Regions from separate parts of the Homo sapiens genome. Here region 2 is linked to region 1. A link is a contact called in ENCODE Hi-C or POLR2A ChIA-PET data. All regions are on one chromosome and are shown on one strand. Each heading gives the region's core, a stretch centred on a gene start or an enhancer-like site at or near the end of the contact. The rest is flanking DNA. Distances are from core to core; before and after follow the strand shown. Region 1 overlaps CD86 (CD86 molecule). Region 2 overlaps HSPBAP1 (HSPB1 associated protein 1).

Evidence for each region. Hi-C counts contacts between places; a loop is a spot of excess contacts on that map. ChIA-PET counts read pairs that join two places held with the same protein, here RNA polymerase II (POLR2A). Pooled maps may share reads with other maps.
Region 2: a pooled map shows a loop between it and region 1 (4-fold over the local background). The contact joins two enhancer-like sites. A Hi-C loop is called at or near these places in 1 of 37 single-sample maps with no recorded cell type and 2 of 50 pooled maps. POLR2A ChIA-PET finds 5 or more read pairs at or near these places in 1 of 52 experiments (activated B cell).

The regions. Positions count from the first base shown.
Region 1 is chr3:122,099,410-122,104,015 of GRCh38, reverse strand. It overlaps CD86 (CD86 molecule), which reads right to left. Exons shown (of 7, transcript NM_175862.5): 3 at 169-504. Among named protein-coding and RNA genes, the nearest start is that of CD86, 46 kb to the right of the region's middle. RefSeq lists an enhancer at 2,767-2,956. Within about 2 kb of position 2,720, at least 3 of the 41 ENCODE cell types and tissues checked have a DNase peak (open chromatin) inside an H3K27ac peak, as active enhancers do.
Region 2 is chr3:122,771,181-122,776,075 of GRCh38, reverse strand. All of the region lies in intron 2 of HSPBAP1 (HSPB1 associated protein 1), which reads left to right. Among named protein-coding and RNA genes, the nearest start is that of HSPBAP1, 20 kb to the left of the region's middle. Within about 2 kb of position 1,680, at least 3 of the 41 ENCODE cell types and tissues checked have a DNase peak (open chromatin) inside an H3K27ac peak, as active enhancers do.

The DNA of each region.
Region 1 (4,606 bases), core at 1,471-3,970:
CTACACTCCCTTCAAATGCACTTCCCAGAAGTGGCTGTCCTCTGCCTTCTCTCTATAGACCCCCCTTTTCCCCTGGGCCCCTCAAGTCCCCCTCCAGTGTTTTTCTAACTCATTTGCAGTCTCATCTGAGAAGGCTAAGAATCTGAACACACACCATTGACCACATACCAAGCACTGACAGTTCAGAATTCATCTGGTGGATGCGAATCATTCCTGTGGGCTTTTTGTGATGGATGATACATTGATACAAGCCCTTGTCCTTGATCTGAAGATTGTGAAGTCTCAGGGTCCAACTGTCCGAATCAAAACTTGTGCGGCCCATATACTTGGAATGAACACTGTCAAATTTCTCTTTGCCTAAGTATACCTCATTCAGAACCAAGTTTTCCTGGTCCTGCCAAAATACTACTAGCTCACTCAGGCTTTGGTTTTGAGAGTTTGCAAATTGGCATGGCAGGTCTGCAGTCTCATTGAAATAAGCTTGAATCTTCAGAGGAGCAGCACCTAAAAAAGAAGGTTAAGGATTAGGGAGGGAGAAACAAGAGGAAAGGGGAAAAAACCTCCATTTCTCTTTATACAATACCCAGATACTATCTTATCAGTAATCATGCTGAAGAATAAGATATTAAGCTCTGGAACTGTGCACATCTGCTTGGCATCTGGAGATTAGGACCTTTGTCCTTGCTTCACCGCTGACTAAATGTGTGGCCTTGTACAAACTGCAATCTTTATGAGCCTCAGTTTCCTCATCTGATTAATGAAGTGGTTGACTAAATGTTCCAAGGGTCTTTCTAGTACTGTGGTTCTGTGAATTTAAATTGCAAGACAGGGAAAAACCAGTAGAGTTAGACAACCCATTCACCCACCAGTTACCTTCCTATAACCTTAATTTTAGTTTTCATCACTGTAGCTGTTACAGGTTCCATAACTTCTACACCATCACCAAAAGCTTTCCCCTCCCCTCCCATCCACATATTCCTTGGTCTGCTATGGTGAAAAGATTGCTGATAATGGTAATAAATTATAGCCCCCCTTTATTATACTTCATTAGTTGGGGAATCACGTTGAGTAACATCTTTGAAATTCAAATAGCTCCCTTTACAGAACTTCCCCTATGACTGCTGCTCCCATGGCCAGCACTTCCAAGGATGTCAAATGCTTTAGAAATGACTTCGATAGTGAACCAAGGCCTTTATTTTCAGTGACCTCTCTAAGCTCTTTCAGAGATCAGAAAGAGAACTGGGCAAATTTGATGGCTGTTTTCGGATTGTGGTGGTCAATGACCATTTAAGGCACATGAGTGAAATGCTGAAAATGAATCATAGATGGGCAGGTGAGGATGTGCTTTGGGAGTATTGGGGAAACCCCAGGCACCACAAACTTGCTGCTCCCAGTATGCACTGACCCTGGACAATTTTACAACCATAGACATCATGCTGGAAGGGTTGAGAGAAAGGCTTTAGTCCTTGAGGACACTTTGGGGTTTGTGGGAAGGATGTGGGCCACCCAACTACTTAAATGTGAATGATCACGGGGTTTGTGTAGGACCTTTTCTAGGTTACAGAATTACTTGAGACTTGGCAAAAAAAAAAAAAAAAAAAAAAAAAAAGTAAGCAGTGGTGGGTGAGAAGTGCGGGGGTGGAGAGTGGGAAGGCTGTTTCTTACTTAATATGAAGTTAGATGCCACCTTGGAGAGGAAGTTAGTGTAAGTTCTAAATAAAATTTCATCATTCAGGATTTATGTGAAGGCATGTTGACATTGAGGAGGAAAGGGAGGAGATGGGTTGATGAGAGAGATGAGAGGAGCTTCATTTGAAGAGTTCTAAGTGGGGGAGTAATTAAATTGATGTGGTTTCTCTTGAAAGAGGGAATAGAAGGACAGATAACAGTGACATGCACTTGTCAAACTAAACTGTGTACAGAGTGGCCCAGTGAGAACACATAATCAAGGGGTTGGTGGTGGTCTTGAACTCTTAGGGAAGCAGACAGCAGGCATCAGTGGGAGTTTGCACAAATATGAATCACTGCCTATTTCACTACACTCACTAGGACCCTGTGAAGTACTTGAGGTATAAAATGCACCACCTGTAGAGGATGCGTACCGGTATTGGAGGGAGGAAGGAAAATCTATATGCGTACCCTGACAGTGAAAGGGAGACCTAAGGAAGATTTAGTGTGTTTATGAATCACCTTACAAGGCAAACCTGAGGCTTCTGCATCTTCTTTGCTGAGCTCTTAATGTAATGCAAGAGTGCCCCCTACTGTAAAAGCTTCTAGCATTGTCTCTGAGGAAATACTGGTTTTAGTCTAAATTGTCATGTAATATAGGACAGATGACCTGATGGAGAAACCAAACACACAGTTAAAAATTCTGCCAATTAACAGTCAATGTTATGTTATTACTCAGCTGTCAGTTGTGCCTTCTGGACCTGGAAATGACTTCGTCTTTAGCTGCTTCTGTCTTCTTGATTTACATATATATATATATATATATATATATATTTTTTTTTTTTTTTTTTTCTGTAGAGCCTCACAGTATCTTCTTTCCTTCCCATCCATTCTGTCCACTCACAGACCAGTCTAACTCCGCTGACCCAGGCCCCTTCTCCCAAAGATTACAACGGCTTTCTCTTCCACTCATCGAGTGCTCCCTTCTTCACCTAGCAACTGAAAGTGTGATGTATGGACCAATGAGATTCACGTCACATGTGGGCTGGTCTGAAACACGGAATCTCTGGCCCCACCCAAGACTTACTGATTCAGAACCTCCATTTTAACAAGAGCTATAGTTTGAGCAGCTGTTGTAGAGAATCTCTGCCTCTGTCTCCAGAGTGGATCACAGAAAATGACATGAAAATTTTTTTTCCATCCATCCCTCCTCAGACTCCCTCTCCTCCCCATGGGGTGGAAATCACTTTGAAATCCATTCTGAGTGGAACTGAAAGTATTTTGCAATTTATACTCCATAGCACCTCACCAACCACTGGCTTCCATGATCTCACACAGAGCCAGGCATGGGGGATGCTGCTAATCCTTTCTCTGACTAAATGGGGAAAGTTTGGCTCAAGGTCTGTGATCACCAAATGACTTCAGGCCTTCCATTTTATGACCCCAGACCTCAAGCCACCTAGCAACTGGACTTACTGGGATTCCATAGGTGGGTAAGCATTGAGAATCTCTCCCTTCCCCAGCACTTGGGTAAGAGGAATGGTCGAAGTCTAGTTACAATGGGTTGCTATGATGTCAGGAACAAGTCGCTCAAGAATCCAGCTAGATGCCTTCGTAATCAGCTGAAGGAATTTGTTTCAAAGGATAATTAAGGACTTCCTGAGCAATACACTCTACTGTTGGAATGCCACTCAAAAACTGTAATTTGCTAGCCTTATGAAGTCTCTGACCCCACTGGGACTTCAGTGTTCCCTGGCTGCTATCCCCAAATGCATATCTTATATGTTTAAGAATTATCTCTTCTTTATGTTCCTATGCTTATCTGTACTAAAAAAAATTCCTTCTTTTACTAAACTTCCTCCAAAGTTTTACTTGGCCCTTTGAAAGCCTCATTCCATTACTTACTACAAGGAAACTCTCCCACATCTTTAACCCCTTCATTGACTGTTTCCCTGAGGTTATTATTTCAGTGAAATCTGGCTTCACCCAAAGGAAGCCACTTGCTCCAGCCCCAGCTACTGTTTGTTTTATCACACTTTGTGGGGACTTTGAGCAACACCTTCCCCTTTTGAGGTGTCTGACTTTCTCATTGCTTGTAGCTACTAAGTCACTACCACCTTGCTAAATGAGGATTTTGGCATTAGATGCAAGGTCTTGCTAACAATTTGGGTGACTTCTTCATGAATGAGTCTAACAACCTTGCCTCAAATTTCTTTGATCTTGTCAACTCCACAGGTCTACACCCGCAGACTATTTCAGCAGCTGCCCCCCACCTTCTTATGACATAACCCTGAAACTTTTCACCTGGAGCAGCTCAGTCCCTAGAATCTTAATCTCAATATACTAATCTCCGTCCACAACCTCCTATTCATCCAGGTTTTGCTCTTGCTTACTCCTTCTACAACTGTTGTTCAACTTAATCAAGACCTCAGCTTTATCCAGACCCTGTAGTGCAGTGTTTTCCACAAGAACTCTTAGTGATAATGGAAATGCTCTGTCTCTGTGCTGAACAATATGATAGCCACCAGCCCCTGTGGCTATTGAGCAATTGATACATAGCTAGTATGACTGAGAAGATGAATTTTTAATCTTATTTAATTTTAATTAATTGAAATTTAAGTAGTCACATATGGCTAGTGGTTATTATATTGGACAATGCAACAATAGTATGTCTTTGTAATTATTCCTTTCCACAACTTCAATAAACACACCCCTTTGTCTCTATAAAATTTACCCTGGGGACACTCTACTTTTGGTCTACATATCTGTTCTTACAACTGGGCAATTGAGCAGTTCTGGAGGAAATTATTCAGTTGTGCGGACTGGTGACATTCCAAATCTGCAGTGTCCTGTCTCACTTCACTCGGCCTCCAGGCTATTCACCTGGTTCACCTCCATTACTTCAAACACAAACCTTGTGCTACTGCTTTTAGTTTCT
Region 2 (4,895 bases), core at 431-2,930, 670 kb before region 1:
GTGTCTATGAATTTGACTACTTAGAATATATCATATAAGTGGAATCATTCACTATTGGCCCTTTTGTGCCTGGCTTCTTTCATTTAGTATGTTTTGAAGGTTCATCCATGTTGTAATACATATCAGTACTTCAATTCTTTCTATTGCCAAATAATATTTTGTTGTACAAATATGTACATTTTATTTATCTATTCAGTTGATGGACGTTTGAGTCATTCCATTTTTTGGCTATTACAGATAATGCTACTATGAACATTCATGTACATGTTTTTGTGTGGACATGTATTTTCATTTCTCTTGGAGTAGAATTGCTGGGTCATACAGTAATTCTGTGTTTAACATTTTGAGAAACCGTTTTCCAAAGCAGCTGCATCATTTTATATTCTCACCTTCAATGTATGAGAGTTCCAGTTTTTTCCACATCCTTGCCAACACTCCATTTTAAAAATTATAGCTATTCTAGGCCGGACGCAGTGGCTCACGCCTGTAATCCCAGCACTTTGGGAGGCCAAGGCGGGTGGATCACGAGGTCAGGAGTTTGAGACCAGCCTGGCCAACATGGTGAAACCCCGTCTCTACTAAAAGTACAAAAAAAAAGAAAAAAAAATTATAACTATTCTAGTGTATGGGAAGTATTATTATAGTTTTGATTTGTGTTTCCTTAATGACTAATAATGTTGAGCATCTTTTTATGTGTGTGTTGGCCATTTGTATGTCTTCTTTGGAAAAATGTCTATTCAAATCCTTTGCCCATTTTCTAATTGTTTTTGTCTTTTTATTATTGAGTTATAAGAGTTCTTTATATATTCTGGATACTACCCTTATTAAGTATATGACTTGCAAAGGTCCCACTACCCAGAGATAATCACTAGTTATATTTTGAGGTATGCCCATGTAGGCCTTTTTGTATTTTAAAAATAAAGTTATATTAATTTTCACAGCTTGCTTTTTTTTTTTCTTTTACTCTGAGCAGCTTCTCTTGAGATTGTATGATTTTTCAATGGCTACGTAATATTTCATTGTTTGGTAGTATCATAATTTATTTTAAAGTTTTGATGATTTAGATTGCTTACAAGTTTTAAATTTTAAAAAGACTGTAGTGAACATCTTTGCAAACAGATTTTGTCAGTTTCTGATTACTTCCTTAGGATTGATACCTAGAAGGAGAGTTACTGGATCAAAGGATATGAGCATTATCATCAGTAGCAACACTATCTGTGAAGCTTCTTACACCAGAACTTCTGAATCATTCTGATTGCCTGTCTTGAATGGTGTCTTGTGACTCAGTGACTTACATCCTAAATATCTAGCATCTGCCTGCTTCTGTCTGTCTCCACAGCCATCCTCTAGTGGGCGTTACCCTGCTCGCTGTCTCTCACCTCCATAGTTGCGTGGCCTCATCCTAGTCTCTCTGCACCCCTTGCCCTCCCTTCCCACACCATTCCTCATACTGAAGCCAGAGATGACTTTTAGGAAAACAAATCTAATCTTATTTCTCTGCTTAAAACACTTAAATGGCTTCCAGTTACGCTTAGGCTAAAGACCAAAATGTCCATTGTGGTGTGGAAGGCCCAGCATCATTTCTGTCCCTGAGCTCAGGCCAGACAAGCATTTTTCAGTTTCTGTATTTCCAGGGCTTTGTTTCTTCCTACTTCAGGGCCTTTGCATGTGTATGTAGTTCCCTGTGTCTAGCCTCTCTTTTCTCACTTCCCTTTCCCCCTACTTTACCTAAATAATTCATCTCCTTCTGTCAGATCTTAGCTTAAATGTCATTTTTCCTGACCAAATCTATCCTTCCCCATACCCCAAATCAGGTGTGACTATTCAATTACCTCAGAACACTTTGTATTTCTTAGTAACACTTAGCACAGTTGTAATCACATGGTTGTATAATTACCTGTTTAAAGTCTCTTCCCCTCAAGAAGGTCACTTCTGTGAGGGCAAGGGCCACGTCTCATCATGGGCTGAGCACCTAATGGACATTGAATTTGTGAAGTGAAAGAATGAAAGACTTTGAAACATACAGCTAAGGGCTTTGCACGAAGGCGGTTTCTATTTACATTCTTTTCAGAACATGTGAGGGTTCCTGTTTTGCTACTCTTTGGCCAAAACTGAAATTTATCTTAAAGATCTTTCAGGCTGGCCATGGTAGCTCATGCCTGTAATCCCAGTTCTTTGGGAGGCTGGAGCAGGAGGATTGCTTGAGCCCAGGAGTTCAAGACCAGCCTGGGCAACATAGCAAAACCCTGTCTCTACAAAAAGTATAAAAAAATTATCTTGGCATGATGGTGTGCACCTGTTGTCCCAGCTACCCAGGAGGTTGAGATGGGAGATCACCTGAGCCTGGGAGGTCGAGGCTGCAGTCAGCTGTGATCATGCTACTGCACTCAAGCCTGGGAGACAGAATGAGGCCCTGTTACGTGAAAAATGTTATCTCATTATTTTAATTAACATTTATTTGGCCGGGCACAGTGGCTCATGCCTGTAATCCTAGCACTTTGGGGGGCCAAGGTGGGCGGATTACCTGAGCTCAGGAGTTCGAGACCAGCCTGGGCACGTGGCAAAACCCCGTCTCTGCTAAAAATACAAAAAATTAGCCAATTAGCCAGTGTGGTGGTGCACGCCTGTAATCTCAGCTATTTGGGAGGTGAGGCGTGAGACTCGCTTGAACCCCAGAAGCAGAGGTTGCAGTGAGCCAAGATAGTGCCACTGCACTCCAACCTGGGCCACAGAGTGAGACTCTGTCTCCAAAAAAAAAAAAAAAAAAAAAAACACATTTATTTGATTGCTGGTGATGTTGAACATACGTTCATGTTTATTAGTAATTTGTATTTTTTCCTGATAATTGGTCTTTGACTATTTCCTTATTGGGATTTTAGGGTTTAAAAATTTTTTTGAATTCTTCATATATATTATGAAGATTGTGGCATGGCACAGTGACTCACACCTAAAATCCCAGCACTGTAGGAGGCCTAGACAGAAGCATCACTTGAGACTGGGAGTTCCAGAACAGCCTGGGCAACATAGCAAGATCCTGTCTCTACAAAAAAAAAATTTTAATTAGCCAGGTGTGATGGTGCACACCTGTAGTCTTAGCTACTCAGGAAGCTGAGGCAGGAGGATTGCTTAAGCCCAGCAGTTCAAAGTTCTGACCACGCCACTGCCCTCCAGCCTGGGCAATGGAGTAAGACCCTGCCTCTAGAAATAAAAAAATAAGTAAAAAAAATGAAAAAATAAAGATTGTGTTGTTAACTAATAAGCTTCCTAGTTATTGTTTGCTTTCTCATTTTAGCTTCACAGTTTTATATTTTTATATAATCAAATAATGCTTTATTAACATTTTTATTTTAACTTCAGAAATTCCTTCTTTATCCTGAAAATAGAGAAATATTCTAATAATTTTTTTCTAATTGATTATTTCTTTTTTACATTTAACTATCCATTTCTTATTTATTTTGGTATATGGTAGTCAATGAATTTTTTTTACACAAATAGCTAAATTTGGAAATTTTATTCCTGTACCATTTACTGAATATTTATTTTTTACCCTACTGACTTTGGAAATCACCTTTATTATTTTACTATATTCTTGTATATTCCAGCATCGGTTTTTGGGCCGCATATTAAGCTACCAGTTTGGGGGCCAGTAAAACAGTTTTAAAACATGATTTTAGTTCTGGTATGTATTTTAATATTTGAATATACAATTCATCCTCCCTAATTACTCTTTTTTCTTATATATTATTGAATTTTATACATCTAAATGAACTTTAGAGTTACACAAAGTTCTCACTGTAAAGAAATCCTGTTGGGATTTCAAATGAAAATTCATTAAGCTCTATAATTAATTAATCCCATTGTTATAATACTGTATCTTCCCACACAGGAACATGTTATCTTTACTTATCAAGTCTATTTGGCTCTCAGTAAAATGATTTATAGTTTTTATATAGGTCTACAGATTCCTTAAAATATTGTAAATTTATTATAACTGTTACGAAGGAAATATTTTTGCCTGTTACAGTTTTCTAACTGGTTGTGATTGGTCATAGAGAAAAGCCAGTTGTTTCTGTGTGTTTATATTGTGTGCACCTACTTATTAGCCTAGGTAGTTTTTTGTTGTCTTGTGGGTTTTCTAGTTAGACAGGCATATGATTTTAAAAGTAAGGATAACTTTGTTTCCTCTCTGTTGAGTGTATTTCTTATTTCTGTTTTAGGTCTTAGGTCTTGGTTAGAATTTATCTAGAATACTTGAAATAGAAGTGTTAATAATTGGCATTTTTGAATATCATGTGTTCCTTAGTTTATTTTAGGAAGCAGATAGAGAACATCACATAGCATTTTGGATCAGATTTGTTTCCCAAGATACGTGCTCAGTGGCAGTGTTGTATCTCAGTTGGCAGTAAATTTGGCAAGCAGTTGTAGAAATAACCCTGAACATCTGAAAGCAGGGGGATAGAGTGATCGAAAGACCTGTTTAGAGTTTATGCATCATGTAGTATTTCTTATTTGTAAAATGATGAAAGTTTAACAAAATGGAGAAATAGTTGTTATCCTGTTGTGCAGAAACTATTTTAGGACCCCTTTTTATAATAATTAAAAGCAAGCTCAGCTTGTACAACACTGCCAAATCCTGACCTCAGTTGAGCTTCTTACCTAGCACTTTACAGTAAGTAGGATGAACATTATAGTTGCCTAGACTACTTCAACGTTAAATGAAAGAATCATGGTAAAATTAGAAAGGAATAATTTCATTGCATAAGACAAACTAAGAATAACAACTGTACTACCCAGAAAGAAATTGTCATTATAACAAAATCAGAGCAGTACCTTTAATGATGCTACTACCAGGAAAGAGTGAAAAAATTATATCATTATGGAAATGAAAAGATCTG